Linked DNA regions of Homo sapiens: region 2 is linked to region 1. The links are chromatin loops, found by intact Hi-C in ENCODE. Cell type or tissue: heart right ventricle. All regions are shown on one strand. Each heading gives the region's core, and the rest is flanking DNA. Links, peaks and the distances in the headings are about the cores only.

The links. Peaks named below come from ENCODE experiments on the same cell type or tissue, not always from the same donor. Only the 100,000 strongest peaks of a DNase experiment are listed, where the experiment ranks them.
Region 2: it touches region 1 in a loop (2.6-fold over the local background); 5 of 110 quality-filtered maps call a loop at or near these places.

Annotation. Positions count from the first base shown.
Region 1 is chr21:42,918,830-42,926,937 of GRCh38, reverse strand. It overlaps ERVH48-1 (endogenous retrovirus group 48 member 1, envelope), which reads left to right and starts at 1,308. Exons shown (of 2, transcript NM_001308491.2): 1 at 1,308-1,592; 2 at 7,647-8,108. The coding sequence starts at 7,932. RefSeq lists enhancers at 130-651, 652-1,173. In heart right ventricle, for the core only: a CTCF peak has its summit at 2,933; a DNase peak (open chromatin) is centred at 2,847; H3K4me3 peaks cover 537 bases.
Region 2 is chr21:42,999,837-43,007,944 of GRCh38, reverse strand. PKNOX1 (PBX/knotted 1 homeobox 1) reads right to left here. Exons shown (of 11, transcript NM_004571.5): 2 at 3,513-3,619; 3 at 327-454. The coding sequence starts at 3,563. Among named protein-coding and RNA genes, the nearest start is that of PKNOX1, 29 kb to the right of the region's middle. In heart right ventricle, for the core only: no CTCF peak of the experiment used is centred there; no DNase peak of the experiment used is centred there.

The sequences.
Region 1 (8,108 bases), core at 986-5,985:
AAAATACAAAAAAATTAGCCGGGCGTGGTGGCGGGTGCCTGTAGTCCCAGCTACTCGGGAGGCTGAGGCAGGAGAATGGCGGGAACCCGGGAGGCGGAGCTTGCAGTGAGCCGAGATCGCGCCACTGCACTCCAGCCTGGGCGACAGAGCGAGACTCCGTCTCAAAAAAAAAAAAAAAAAAAAAAACCAAGAAACAAAAAACAAAAAACCCACTTGTGGGCAGGTGCGGATGGCTCATGCCTATAATTTCAGCTCTTTGGGAGGCCAAGGCAGGCCAGATCATTTGAGGTCATTTGAGGTCATTTGAGGTCAGGAGTTTGAGACCAGCCTGGCCAACATGGCTAAACCCCATCTCTACCAAAAAAAAAAAAAAAAAAAAAAAAAAAAAAATTAGCTGGGCGTGATGGCGTGCACATGTAATCCCAGGTACTCAGGAGGCTGAGGCAGGACAATCGCTTGAACCCGGGAGATGGAGGTTGCACTGAGCCAAGATGGCACCACTGCAGTCCAGCCTGGGCAATAGAGTTAGACTCTGTCTCAGAATTAAAAAAAAAAATCCCACTTGAGGCCAGGCACAATGGCTCACGCCTGTAATCCCAGCGCTTTGGGAGGCCGAGGCAGATGGGTTACTTGAGGCCAGGAGTTTGATGCCATTTTGGGTGCGGATGTGGAAAATCTGAGACAGGTTTTTTTTTTTGAGATGGAGGCTCGCTCTGTCGTCCAGGCTGGAGTGCGGTGGCGCGATCTCCGCTCACTGCAAGCTCTGCCTCCCGGGTTCAGGCCATTCTCCTGGCTCAGCCTCCCAAGTAGCTGGGACTACAGGCGCCTGCAACCATGCCCGGCTAATTTTTTGTATTTTTAGTAGAGACGGGGTTTCACCGTGTTAGCCAGGACGGTCTCGATCTCCTGACCTCGTGATCTGCCCGCCTGGGCCTCCCAAAGTGCTGGGATTACAGGTGTGAGCCACCGTGCCCGGCTGAGACAGGTCTCTTGTTAATTTAGAAAGTTTATTTTGCCAAGGTTGGGCAGGGACCTGTGACACCGCCTCAGGAAGTCCTGATTGAAAGATTCTCCCAGGGGCCTGAAAGCTTGAGGGAATGAGTAACTCCTCCTCCTCAGGCCCAGTCCCAACGCTCAAACTTGCACCAGCAGCAAGATAGCAGAGGCAGGAAAAGAGCTGGCTGGAAGACACATACTCTCTGAAGATCAAGGGGGAGGCCGTCCGCGTACTACATAGCAGTCACGTCAGGCTGGGACAATTCCTGTTTACAGAGAACTATAAAAGCCCTGCCCCCTCCTCACTTGGGGCTGATGCCATTCTAGGCCTCAGTCTGTCTGCATCCAGGTGCTTATTAAAACAGTGTGTTGCTCCACACCGCCTCGTGTTGTCTGTTGGCGCGCTCTCCGGGTTCCAACCAATGCAAGAGCCTTGGGGCTGGCCCTGAAACCTGCGAGGGGCTTCCGTCCACGTCCCCAGTGGACCTACCACCCCTCCATCTGGGAAAGCAGGCCACAGCAGCCGGACAAAGGAAGCTCCTCAGCCTCTAGTCGCCTCTCTGTGCATGCACATCGGTCACTGATCTCGCCTACTGGTAAGTTTCCTGGGAGCCCGGTTAACAGGGAAAAATCCGCACGGCCTCTCTTGGTTTCTCCAGCCCCAAAATCCAACATGGGTCCAAGAAGGCTATGGCATGGCCGGGCGTGGTGGTTCACGCCCGTAATCCCAGCACTTTGGGAGGCCAAGGCCGTTGGATTCACGAGATCAGGAGTTCGAGACCAGCCTGGTCAACATGGTGAAACTCCGTCTCTACTAAAAATACAAAAATTAGCTGGGCACAGTGGCAGGCCCCTGTAATCCCAGCTACTCGGGAGGCTGAGGCAGGAGGATCGCTTGAACCCGGGAGGTGGAGGTTGCAGTGAGCAGAGATCGCGCCACTGCACTCTAGCCTGGGTAACAGAGCAAGACTCTGTCTCAAAAAAAAAAAAAAATGCTAAGGTGTGTGCCAGGCACTCGCTGATCATCTGGTCTTAGGGGGACTCTAAGCCAGTTGATCCCATTCTGGGAATGAAAAAGGCAGCGGTGACAAACGCTCCTTTTATCGTCTCCCTCCGGCTGTCCAGGACGGTCTGCTTTTCCCGTTCTCCTGAGCCTACCCTCCATTATGGAAAATTCCCAGTCTTCCATTCCAAAGGACAGCCCTCTAGGCTGCCTCATGAAAAACCTGCAAACCTTAGACCTCAGGCGAGATATCCCTCTAAGCACCTTGTTCTTTTTTTGCAATTCAGTCTGGCCACAGTACAAATTGGACAGTGGGTCCAAATGGGCCACAAATGGAACATACGACTTTACAATTTTAACTGACTTAAGCAATTATTGCTGACGGCTGGAAAAATGGGGAGAAATTCCTTATATCCAGGCCTTGTTCACACTCAGATTACAACCTGGCCTCTGCTCTTGCTCACCTGTTCAAATCCTCCCCCTCCATTCTCGCCGCCCTGATCGCCGTTCTCCTCCCGACCCTAACTCTTTTTCCTTGTTGGATCCAGCCAACTGCTGTCCACCCCTTCCAGCCCCTGCCTCTTCCTCTCAACCGTCTTCTTTAACCCCCTAAGCCTCCTCTTTGTCTTCCCAGCCAGCACTGCCTCCAAGAGTATCCACTTCTTTTCCTACACCATCCTCTCCTCAGGACAATTCTTGCACTGCCTGTACCCATTCTCCTCCCCCACCGCTCTCTCCTGAGGCCTGTAAACCCACCCCGCCACCTTCCGCTCCTATCTATCCTCTGCTGCCTATTAACTCAACCCTCCTTCCCCCTTCAAACCCTCAGCAGGAACCACTTCCGGCTTTTCTTTCTTTCCCGCCTATACTCATTCAGGCATTGCTTTTGGCCCATGCCCCACCCTTACTTCAGCGTCTGTGCTAGAATGCCCCCTTCGGGAAGTAGCAGGAACTGAAGATCTTATTAGAGTTCATGTTCCCTTCTCCCTCACTGATCGCTCTTGAATTCACAAAAGACTCGGTTTATTTCCAGAATACCCTGCCTCTTATATTAGAGAGTTTCAGTACCTCACCCAGTCTTATGAACTAACTTGGCATGACCTCTACGTTATCCTCTCTTCCACGCTCACCCCAGAAGACTGGGACCGTATCTGGACCCTAGCTCAGGCACATGCTGATACAATTCATCACCAAGCTGCCGCCCAGCCTGCTGGCACAGAGGCAGTCCCCAGCCAGGACCCCCACTGGGATTATCAAGATGGGGCCTTTGGATGCTGCCATCGAGACCACATGATTGTGTGTCTCCTTGCAGGACTCAAAAAGTGTGCCCATAAAGCGGTAAACTATGAAAAACTTTTAGAAATCACCCAAGGTCCTGACGAAAACCCAGCCCTTTTTCCTCTCTTGTTTAATGGAAGCCATGAGAAAATATACCAACCTAGACCCAGCCAGCCCAGAAGGAACCACTATCTTAAGCCTTCGGTTCATCTCCCAACCCATCCCTGATATCCAGCTCAAGCTTCAGAAGCTTGACGATGGCCCTCAAACCCCACAACGAGACCTTCTCAATTTAGCCCTCAAAGCCTTTAATAATTGTGATGAAGAAAGTGAAAGGCAAAAACAGGCAGAGTTTCGAATGCTTGCCTCCGCCATCGGGAGGCCCTGCAGGCCCACGGGGCCGCAGCTCCACACGGGAGCCTCCTAGCAAGCCACCTGCACCTGGCGTCTGTTTCAAGTGTGGCAATGAAGGCCACCGGTCCAGGCAATGCCCAAACCCAGGTAAGCCCCCCAGGCCGTGCCCCCTCTGCAGAGGACCCCACTGGAAGTCGGACTGTGAGCGGCCCCTGCAAGGACCGCCTCCATCCCTTCCTGAGCCGGCCAAAACCTACTCGATCTCATCGGCCTTGCCGCTGAAGACTGACAGTGCCCTGGAACGGACACCCCGGCAACTACCATTGCCTCATCTGAGCCAAGGGTAACCCTGATAATGGCAGGTAGGCCAGTATGTTTTTAAAATTAATATCAAGTCAACCTACTCTGCTTTACCTAATTTTTCAGGACTCACCGAGTCCTCCCAGGTCTCTGTTGTGGGAATTGATGGACAACTGATGGTCTCCAAATCCCGAGCCCCCCTCCACCCTTCTGCTCCCTTCATGCCTTTTCCTTCACTCACTTTTTTTTTTTTTTTTTTTTTTTTTTGAGACGGAGTCTGGCTCTGTCTCCCAGGCTGGAGTGCAGTGGCGCAATCTCCGCTCACTGCAAGCTCCGCCTCCCGGGTTCACGCCATTCTCCTGCCTCAGCCTCCCGAGTAGCTGGGACTACAGGCGCCCGCCACTATGCCGAGCTAAATTTTTGTATTTTTAGTAGAGACGGGGTTTCACCGTGTTATCCAGGATGGTCTCGATCTCCTGACCTCATGATCCACCCACCTCGGCCTCCCAAAGTGCTGGGATTACAGGCTTGAGCCACCGCGCCCGGCCTTCCTTCACTCACTCTTAGTCCTGCCCTCATGCCCAACTCCACTCCTAGGCAGAGCCATGCTTTCAAAACTCCACACCACTCTCCACTCCCACGTTCCCCTAGTACCCAACGCATCCACCCAGACCCCTCCAGGGCTTCTAACTTTCTTCTACTCCTGCAACCTCCCACCCTAAAACATGCAACCTTTCCTTATCCCCCATCCATGGTTAACCCCGCTGTTTTGAGATACTTCCACACCCTCAGTTGCAAAACACCACACCCCCTTCTGCATTACCCTTAAAATCCCCACCCAGTTCCTATCACAGAAGCAGTATCCAATCCCCTAAGCAGCTCTTGTAGGCCTATAGCTTATCATTTCTCGCCTCCTCGCCAGTCACCTCCTCCGCCCAACAAACTCCCTTTTAAACACACCAATTCTACCTGTTAAAAAGCCAGATGGAACTTACCACTTAGTCCAGGACTTCAGGCTCATTAACCAAACTGTACTCCCAGTATGTCCAGTAGTCCCTAACCCATACACTTTACTTTCCAAAATTCCCTCCAATACCACCCATTTTTCTGTCCTAGACCTAAAGGATGCTTTTTTCCACAGTTCATTTGCACCCTGATTCTCAAGACCTCTTTGTTGTTATGTGGGAAGACCCCAACACCCACCTTTCACATCAGCTCACTGGTGCCTACTACCTCAAGGTTTTAGAGACAGCACCCGCCTTTCACATCAGCTCACTGGTGCCTACTACCTCAAGGTTTTAGAGACAGCACCCACCTTTTTGGACAGGCCCTTGATCATGACCTCTGTACCTTATCCCTAAAACCGTCCACTCTCCTTGATGATCTGCTCCTGGGTAGCCCCTCTCAAAAAGACTGCAATGCCCATACTATCTCTCTTTTAAACTTCTGGCAGAGTGGGGGTATCAGGTATCCCCTAAAAAAGCGCAAACATGCACCCCCTCAGTCATCTATCTAGGCCTAGCTCTTACCCCATGAACCCAAGGGCTCATAACAGACCACATATCCCTCTTCCAGTCCCTCCCGCCTCCGCAAACTAAGCAAGAAATTCTCTCTTTTCTAGGACTAGCGGGATATTTCAGGCTCTGGGTTCCCTCCTTCGCTCTACTAGCCAAACTGTTATACCAAGCTGCTAAAGGCCCTCTCCATGAGCCTTTAAACCCTGCACAGCCTATTACCCAACCTTTCTGCCTACTCCAGAAGTCTGTCACCCCAGTCCCCATCCTCACCCTCCCAGACCTCACCAAACCTTTCTCCCTCTATCCTGACGAACGGCATGGAGTCGCACTACGTGTTCTAACCCAGTCTAAGGGACCCGCCCTCCAGGTTGTTGCCTACCTCTCTAAACAGCTCGAAACCACAGTTCTCGGATGGGCTGCTTGCTTCCAAGCACTGGTGGCAGCTGCTGTCCTCACCCTTGAAAGCCTAAAACTATCTCTTGATGCCAACCTAACAGTTTAGTCAGCCCATAGCATCAAAGACATGCTAGCTCACCGCAGCGTACTAAGTCTCATCTCTGCCCCACGGCTCCTCCAACTGTATGCTTTATTCATAGAAACCCCCCAAATCACCGTGCTAACCAGCTCCTGTCTAAACCCGGCCACACTCTTACCTGAAGCCACTACCTCCCAAGACCCTGCACACTTCTGTGTGGACACTGTTCAAACTTTTCTTACCTTTTCCACACCTAACAGACCAACCCCTTCCAGATGCCTCCTTTACTTGGTTTGTAGATGGCAGCTCCTTCCTACATCAAGGATGCCAACATGCTGGCTATGCTATAGTGTCACCCACCCACACTATTGAAGCTAATCTGGTCCCCCTAGGAACCACCTCCCAAAAGGCTGAACTCATCGTCCTCACTTGAGCTCTCACTCGAGCAGCTGGACATGTATTCAGATTCTCATTATGTGTTCCACGTAGTGCACTCACACTTGTCCATCTGGAAAGAAGGGGGTTTCCTAACTGCAAACAACACCCCTGTCATGAATGCTCTCATCAGCAAGCTCCTTCAGGTTGCCAGGCTCCCGCAGAAACTTGCCATCATTCACTGCAGGGGCCACCAAACCCCAGACAATCCTATATTGGCCAGAAATGCTTTAGCAGATAGAGTAGCCAAACAAATGGCCCTACAACCCGTGCAAGGCCAGTTTCTTTCCCTGTCCTCGTTCTCTCCTCTTTACTCCCCAGAAGAAAAGGAGGACTGCCAAGCCCAAAACCTTCAAAAACAAGGACCACGGTATGTCAAGGAAGTGCGCTTCGCTGTCCTCACTCTCAAACAATCCCTGTCCTCCAAAGCCTCCACAACTCTTTCCATGTCGGGTACAAACCTGTCCTGCAACGTCTCTGCCCTATCCTCATTTGTCCTCGTCGGGTACAAACCTGTCCTGCAACGTCTCTGCCCTATCCTCATTTGTCCTCATCTTTCCAGCCGTGTTCGAGAGGTCACCCAGTCCTGCTCTATCTGCCACTCAATGTCACCCCAGGGTTCCCTCTGGCCACTGCCTTTTCCTACCCACCAAGCCCAGGGCAAGGTACCCGGGCAGGATTGGTAGGTAGACTTATTCACATGCTGCCCCATAAATGGCTCCACTATCTTCTAGTCTTTGTCTGTACTTTCTCCAGGTGGGTAGAAGCATTCCCAACAACTTCAGAAGGTGCAAATATCATCACACAAACTCTCAACATGCATATAATTCCCTGTTTCAGACTCCCAACATCCATCCGGTCCGATAACGGGCCTGCCTTTATCAGCCAAATCACCCAAGGCGCCTCTACATCCTTGGGAATAAAATGGGTTCTCCACACACCCTACCGGCCTCAATCTTCAGGCTAAGTTGAAAAGGTCAACTCTGTCCTTAAAGCCCAACTCACCAAGCTCACTCTAGAAATCTGCCAGTCGTGTACGAGAAGTCTCCCTTTCGCCCTCATGAGACTCTGGCAACACCAAAGGCAGCCTTTTTTTATAGTCCCTTTGAGATCATGTATGGCCGAACTTTTGTCTTAGAGCCTCCACCCTTAACAGACTCTGAGCCACTCAGGAATTACCTCCCCTCCTTAATCCAGACACGGTCTTTCACTCGTGAAGCAGTGAGTGAGGCCATGCCTCTCCCTGCCGACACCTCCTTATCCTCTCAACATCATAACTGTCTTGCAGGCACAGACGTGTTTATCGGCCAAACTGACCCTCACAAAAAGCTACCACCGAAGTGGACAGGCCCCTACACTGTGATACTCAGCACACCAACTGCAGTGAGAGTCCGAGGACTCCCCAACTGGATCCATCGCACCAGGGTCAAGCTCACCCCCAAGGCAGCTTCTTCCTCCAAAACATTAACAGCTAAGTGTTTGTCTGGGCCAATTTCTCCTACCAAGTTTAAATTAACCAACATTTTTTTCTTAAAACCAAAACACAAGGAAGACTAACCACGTGCTTCCAGGAATGGCCTGTATCTACCCAACCACTTTCTATACCTCTCTTCCAACCAAAAGTCTTAATATGGGAATATCCCTCACCACGATCCTAATACTGTCAGTAGCTGTCCTGCTGTCCACAGCAGCCCCTCCGAGCTGCCGTGAGTGTTATCAGTCTTTGCACTACAGAGGGGAGATGCAACAA
Region 2 (8,108 bases), core at 1,064-6,063, 81 kb before region 1:
TTACAGACATGTGCCACCATGTCTGGCTAATTTTTGTATTTTTAGTAGAGATGGAGTTTCACCATGTTGGCCAGGCTGGTCTCAAACTCTTAACCTCAAGTGATCCGCCCGCCTCAGCCTCCCAAAGTGCTAGGATTACAGGCATGAGCCACCACACCTGGCCAGAAATAACATCTTAATCTGAGAAAATTTTCAGCCGAGCAGTTATCACATCATAATGGCACCTCACAACTCTGCCTCGCTACTAGTTCTGGTGTTCCTTTTAACAAACTTGTGGACACTCCTCACTCCTCTGAGGCCCCCACAGCCGGCACCCCGGGCACTACCTATAAATGGCCTGCTTGTCCACATCCATCGGGGTCTGAGACTCCACAGGGGGAGGGCTCACTCCTTCTGCATCGGGTTCAGAGCAGTTTGGATCTTGTTCTGTCTTTAACTCTGTTACTACTTGCATCTGTAAAAGGAGGAAGATAATTCTTATTAGCAAACACAAACTACTACGAGGTATTCCATGCTCCAACAGGAATGCAGTTGGAGTGGGGAATTGCCAGACAGCAGTATGACTGCAATCATATGTAAAGAATGCTACCAACAAAACAGCTTTGAATTTAATGTGCTTTAAAATAAAGGTAAAATTTCCAAACTGCTTAAGAACTGAGATAACCAATGTCTGTGAAATGCTCATGATTTTAAAATAACACTGGCGATGGCCTAATGAAGAGAACGGCACACGTGCAATCTACTCCTCCGTCTATTGCTATATCTCCTCACGTGTAGCAATACTACAGTCAGAGAAGCATAGACAAATAGTCCAAGGTCTTCTTACCATGTCACAGACACAACCTAACCCATACGCTACATATTTGGGACAAGGTTGAACTTCTCCCATATCTACCCTCAAACCTCAGCAATACATAGCCATAAAAATGTCACTGCATTCAGAAAGGAAAAGGCCAGCTGTGTTTACTTAAAGCCTTAAAAGATACTATCATTTAAACTGCTTTAAACAAGCAATGCCTTTGTCATTTAGGTAAAAAACATTTAAATCGTTAAAAAAAATCAGTTTACAAAAACAAAATTTCGTGAAAGTAAACTTCTAGTTATCCATGAGCAGCAGATTAGACTGTCCTGACCTCAGCTTCCTCAGGACCAGGACGGGCCATTTCTCCCGCGGTGGATTTGGCCATGCTTCTGCCCCTTGAGGAAGCAGCTTGGGGCAGCGGGGGCGGGGAGACCTCATGGGAGCGGGGCCATCCCCACTGTCCAGACAGACTGGGGGCCAGCCATGAACGCCCACCCGCACAGGACGCCTCTCACATCCTCCAGCCCTGTGCTCTCTTCCCTCCAATGTCTTGTTTTTGCAATAAGATGACTTCTATTCTGCTGCCTTTAAATGGTACAACATATTAGGAAAACTGTTTATGTTTCTCTTAAAAAAAAAAAATAAAAGCAATAAAGCCTAAGTGGACACAGTATTTGTGTAAGGCAATCTGCCAGCATGTATAAAAAGCCTTAAAAAGGCCAGGCACAGTGGCTTATGCCTGTGATCCCAGCACTTTGGGAGGCCAAGGTGGGCGGATCACCTGAGGTCAGGGGTTCAAGATCAGCCTGGCCAACATGGTGAAACCCTGTCTCTACTAAAAATACAAAAAAATTAGCTGGGCGTGGTGGCACACACCTGTAATCCCAGGTACTCAGGAGGCTGAGACAGGAGAATTGCTTGAACCTGGGAGACGGAGGTTGCAGTGAGCTGAGATCACACCACTGCACTCCAGCCGGGGCAACAGAGCAAGACTCTGTCTCAAAATAAATAAATAAGTAAATAAATAAATAATAAAAAATAAGAAGCCTTAAAAGATTCATTTCAGTATTTGAAAAAAAAATGATTGTGAAAAGAGAGAAACCTAAATGTTCAACCTTGGAAAAATGGCAAAATAATTATGATAGGTCTACGCTGTAGATATATTTCAATGTTTATTTAAAATAATGCTGATTAAACACTTCCGAGGCCCTTGGAAACACTCGGGTATGAAAAGGGCAGTGCTCCAGGTGTCATCTGCACCTGGCACAGCTGCCTGGGAGGAGGTGGCTGGTAGCAACCAGGCTGTGTTGGAGGTGGTCACCGTGCCTTGGTGCACAGGAGGCAGCAGTGGGGTCGGAGCAAAGACCTGGCAGGCAGGAGGGAGAAGAGTGATGGGAACAGTGAGGACCGGTGCTCCAGGGCAGGCAGAGAGGTGCCCAAGATATGCCAGGCAGAGATGTTGGGGGCGTCCTGGGGTCCAGAGGGGCCAGACGATTCGGGCCACAGAGCAGCTCAGTCTTTGCATGAAACCCACAGGAATCCACAGGGAGCCACTGGAGAGCTCAGGCGGGACATTATTAGATTTGCATTTTAGAAAAAAAAAAAAAAGTCAATTGGAAATACCAAAGGACTAAGGACTTCTAGGCTAAGGAAGCAGGCTGACTACATCACAGAATCTCCCTCCTTTAATTGCTATACAGAGAAAAAAAAACACTAACACCACCACCACCAACAACAAAAATCTCTGCCACAGGAACTGAACAAGGACTGGTTGGTAAAACTAACCACCAGGGAAAGGGGGACCCAGCGCCTCAGCTCCTAACCCCTCCTCAGACCTCACCAGCATGGCTCCAGTGAGTTTTCCGGAGCCTGATCCTTGCCACCGAAGTCCTCGAGGTGGGGAGGAGAGCCGAGGGGGGTGTACTGCACTGCCCCTGCCTGCTGGGCAGGAAAGTAAAGGGCAGGGCCAAATCCCTTCACTGGCTCCAGAGTCAGTGGGATGATGAGCCAAATGCCAGTGGGTTCAGAACACCGTGTTTAACAAGATCGCAAGCCAAGAAAGACCACAAGGGCCTCAGCCAAGTCTCGATCCACCTGCTCCTCAATTCATTCAGGTCACAGAACACAAAACACTCAGATACTCAAAAGCACAAAACACCACAGCTTCCAGGAGAACAAAGTCTCATCTATGGTGGGAGGGCAATGGAGAGCTGCCCGTGTATGGCACAACCATCCAAGCACGAGCAAGGTACAAAGATAGAGCACTGGGGCCCCTGCAAATTCATTACTGGGACAGCCCCTCTCATGCCTACAACTGGGGAGACGAGGCTACAAGATTCCCATTCAAAAGCTGATCCAGTTAGACACTCAGAAGAGCCACCAGTCAACATGGGAATCTGTCATCATGAAAATCAACCGGGTTTTCTTTCAAAGTAACAGTGCTAATTAACACTGACATTAAAAAGGTAAATTCCCAAGAAACTGTCATATGACTTAGGGAAGTCAAGATTCCTGGCAATCTTGGTATCAGTTAACGAAATAGTATTATTCTATGGCTTTTTTTCTGAACACGAATGTACAATAAATGCATAATACACTAACACTGAGCATGCAACCTCATGGCAATTGAATTGCAAGTATACAAAGCAATGTTCATGCTTGAGTGCCAGGTTGATTTGTAATTAGAATGCAGAATCAAGTTCAAGCTCACCTGTTGCCCATCTTGATAGCTGTCTATACTTAATGTCTGTGTAGCCATCATGGTTCATCAGAGTTTTATAAGACATCAAATCATCTTGGGTGAAAAGCGAATGGTGTCTGGAGAACAAAACCAGAAAAGCATCAGTTAATAGTTGTAGAGCATTTTTTGTCTCCCTCATTCCATAACATCAAATTTTTTTTTTTTGAGACCGAGTTTCACTCTTGTTGCCCAGGCTGGAGTGCAATGGCGCGATCTCGGCTCACCTCAACCTCCGCCTCCCAGGTTCAAGTGTTTCTCCTGCCTCAGCCTCCCTAGTAGCTGGGATTACAGTCATGTGCCACCATGCCTGGATAATTTTGTGTTTTTAGTAGAGACGGGGTTTCTCCATGTTGGTCAGGCTGGTCTCGAACTCCCGACCTCAGGAGATCCACCCGCCTCGGCCTCCCAAAGTGCTGGGATTACAGGCATGAGCCACCACACCCAGCCCATGACATCCAATTTTTAAAAATACATATTTTTACATGTAGAGAACAAAAAAATTATCCTTAACAGTATGTTATGACCCAAATCCTACTTAGCAACCCTTCACTTACATAGCAATCACTTATTTTCCTGTGCTAGGCCCTGACTTGCTATTACATTTTCAGTCACTGTCATTCATTGCCCAGCTAATATCAAGTCAATGCCTGCCCATGCCAGGCAGCATGCTGGGCCTGGGGTGCGGCAGTGAGCAGGACAGGCAGGGCCTCTGCCTTCCTGACACAAACCAGGCAAGGGAGAGACACAATACACAGGGTCAAGAATGGGCACAGGGTGAAGTGAGAGGGGGCCTGGGCTGCTTTCCCGGGCCGTGTGGTCAGAGCAGGCCTCGCTGGGAAGATGCTGTTACGTCGAGACTGGAGAGACAGGCTGAGATCAGGGAGTTTGGTGTTTCAGAGAGAGGGAACAGCTAACACAGAGGCCTGAGACGGGTGGAAAAGAGGCGCTCAGGGAGACTGAGATGGGCATGCTCATATACACACGCACATAAGACAGGCAAGTGTGGCGCACTTGCTTCATGACAACAGAAAACCGCAAAATGCCACTTCCGCACTGAAGGATGGAGCAGGAACGCAACCAGCACCTGCAGCATGGGTGTGGAAAAACACTGCAGAGTGGGGGAGAGCAGCCGGGCTGGACCACGGCCGGCATGGCCTTGCTGCTGCTGGTGCAGGTCACAGACATTTAGAGTCTGGGCTGCCCTGAGAAGGTCATGTGGAGGTCAAGGGCAGTTGTGCCACTTGTTCTGGACTAGCAAGAACAGCAAAGTTCCCCAAGGAAAGCAGCACTTTAGGAGACAGTGTTAAATGGAAAGAAATCCTGTCCAAGTCTTGCAGGATGCAGAAGGACTACCGTCCTGTCCTGAGCGAGACAGTTCAAAGGAACAAGGAGCCGGGCAGTGGCTCACGCCTGTAATCACAGCACTTTGGGAGGTGCAGGCGGGTGGATCACAAGGTCAGGAGTTTGGGACCAGCCTGGCCAACATAGTGAAACCCTGTCTCTACTAAAAATACAAAAATTAGCCGGGCATGGTGGCATGCGCCTATAGTCCCAGCTACTCAGGAGGCTGAGGCAGCAGAATCGCTTGAACCCAGGAGGCAGAGGTTGCAGTGAGCCAAGATCGTGCCACTGCACTCCAGCCTGGGTGACAGAGCGAGACTCCATCTCCAAAAACAAACAAATGAAAGAAAAAGGAACAAGGAGTCCAGTGAGAACAGCAGCAGCCGTGGCAGCAGCCAGGTCGCCTCTTGAGCACATTGAGCCATCTTAGTGCAATCTGCCCTCACAAAATCCGTGGGAGGCACTGCTGTGATGCCACTTACACCTTAGAAGCCTGAGCAATGTGGCCTCAGCCACCACGATGGCCAGAGGCTGAGCTGGGACTCACCCTCAACAGCGTCATTCTGGAGCCACTAAGGGGGTGCAGTCAAAGGGCACAGGAGGCACAGTCAATGGGGTAAAAGGGAGGGGGCAAAGTTGTGGATACAAGGGAGGGGGCACAGTCAATGAGTACAAGAGAGGAGGTACGGTCAATGGGTACAAGAGTGGGGCCACAGTCAATGGGAGCAGCTTCTGTGGCCTGGGAGGGGAGGGCATGTTGGGACATTTTAAGTTTGAGATGCTTCTCAGACACCCCCATTAAAACTCTGAGCAAGGGAGTCTGGCCTAGAAACGCAGATTTGGCCACCATCAAAGTATAGTTAGTACATGTAGAGGGTAACTGTGTCCTCCAAAAAGACACGTCTAACTGGACACGGCGGTTCATGCCTGTAATCTCAGCACTCTGAGAGCTGATGTGGAAGGACCACTTGAGTTCAGGAGTTCAAGATCAGCCTGGGCAACATAGCAAGACCCTGTGCCTACAATACTAAAAATAAATCTGCCAGGGTGGGTGGCTAAAACTTTATTTTTATTTTTATTTATTTATTTATTTATTTATTTGAGACGGAGTCTTGCTCTGTCACCCAGGCTGGAGTGCAGTGGCGCGATCTCAGCTCACTTGCAAGCTCCATCTCCCAGGTTCACACCATTCTCCTGCCTCAGCCTCCCGAGTAGCTGGGACTACAGGCGCCTGCGACTACGTCCGGCTAATTTTTTGTCTTTTCAGTAGAGACGGGGTTTCACCATGTTAGCCAGGACGGTCTCGATCTCCTGACCTTGTGATCCGCCCGCCTCAGCCTCCCAAAGTGCTGGGATTATAGCCATGAGCCACTGAGCCCGGCCAACTTTATTTTTAGATATTTAATGTGTTTAAAGCCTTAAGACTTTATGAGACCATTCAGGAAGAGAGAGAACAGCCTGTGCTAGAAGACAGTCTGGAGCTCAGGGAGACAGGAGGACACAGCACAGGATGAAGAACTGCCATGGGACAGCAAAAGAACCAGGTGGTGCCCCCAAAGCCTCGTGGAGAAGGAGGACCAAGGATGTGGGAGTGCCAGCCACGGCAAGGACAGCTGAGTGCCAAGGAAGAGGAGGCTGAGTGCCAAGGAAGAGTGGGGCTGAGGGTGCTGCCAATGAGCAGGAGAGCCTGCAGGGAGAAGGCTGTGACTGAGCAATCTCACAGCCCGGGGGAATCCTATCAACACAGGTACACCCTTGCAACACGGCATGGGAGCCACTGGTAACAGAAAAGGCTGGAAACCGCTTTCAACAGCAGCCTGGTATAACGGATAACGGCCACCCATGAAATGGAATATGTGCAATTAAAATATGAGGAAAACACTTCAGGAACTCTTCCCCAAGACAACTGTTCTGCAGAGACCCTACACATCTGCAAACGTGTCACTGAACCTCTCCTAACAGGACTCCGCCTTGACCATAACCTGGCTCTCCTCCAAATCTCTGCTTTCCCTCCAATTTCACTTCCATCTGCTCCCCTGCACCCCAGTGCAGTGGCTCTAATTCAGCGCCATCACCTCACACCTCAATGGTGGTAGGAGGCTCCTACCTGGTTGTATGAGCCTCTAGTCTTCCCTCTTCCAGTCCATTCTCCAAGCTTTCTTTTTTTCTCCCTTTTTTAGAGACAGGTTCTTGTTCTGTCACCTAGGCTGGACTGCAATGTTGCAATCATAGCTCACTGGGGCCCCGACTTCCTGAACTCAAGAGATGCTCCCACCACAGCCCCCTAAACAGCAGGAACTACAGGCCCACACCACCATGCTGGCTTTTTAAATTTTTTGTAGAGATGAAGTCTTGCTATATTGCTCAGGCTGGTCTTGAATTCCTGGGCTCAAGCAATTCTCCTGCCTCAGCCTCCCAAAGTGCTGGATTACAGGTGTGATATGGTTTAGCTGTGTCCCCACCCAAATCTCATCTTGAATTCCCACGTGTTGTGGGAGGGACCCAGTGGGAGGTAATTGAATCATGGGGGCAAGTCTTTCCCATGTTGTTCTCCTGATAGTGAATAAGTCTCACATGAGATCTGATGGTTTTAAAAAGAGGAATTCCCCTGTACATGCTCTCCTCTCTTTGCCTGCTGCCATCCATGTAAGACATAATTTGCTTTTCCTTGCCTTCCGCCATGATTGTGAGGCTTCCCCAGCCATGTGGAACTGTAACTCCATTAAACCTCCTTCTTTTGAAAACTGCCCAGTCTTGGGTATGTCTTTATCAGCAGCATGAATATGGACTAACACTGTAAATTGGTACCAGGAGTGGGGTGTTGCTGAAAAGATACCCAAAAATGTAGAAGTGACTTTGGAACTGGGTAAGAGGCAGAGGGTGCAACAGTTTGGAGGGCTCAGAAGAAGACAGGAAAATGTGGGAAAGTTTGGAACTTCCTAGAGACTTGTTGAATGGCTTTGACAAAAATGCTGATAATTATATGAACAGTAAAGTCCAGGCTGAGGAGGTCTCGGAGGTGGGGAACTTGTTGGGAACTGGAGCAAAGGTGACTTGTTATGTTTTAGCAAAGAGACTGGCAGCATTTTGCCCCTGCCCTAGAGATTTGTGGAACTCTGAACTTGAGAGATGATTTAGGGTATCTGGTGGAAGAAATTTCTAAGTAGCAAAGCATTCAAGAGGTGACTTGGGTGCTATTGAAAGCATTCGGTTTTATAAAGTAAG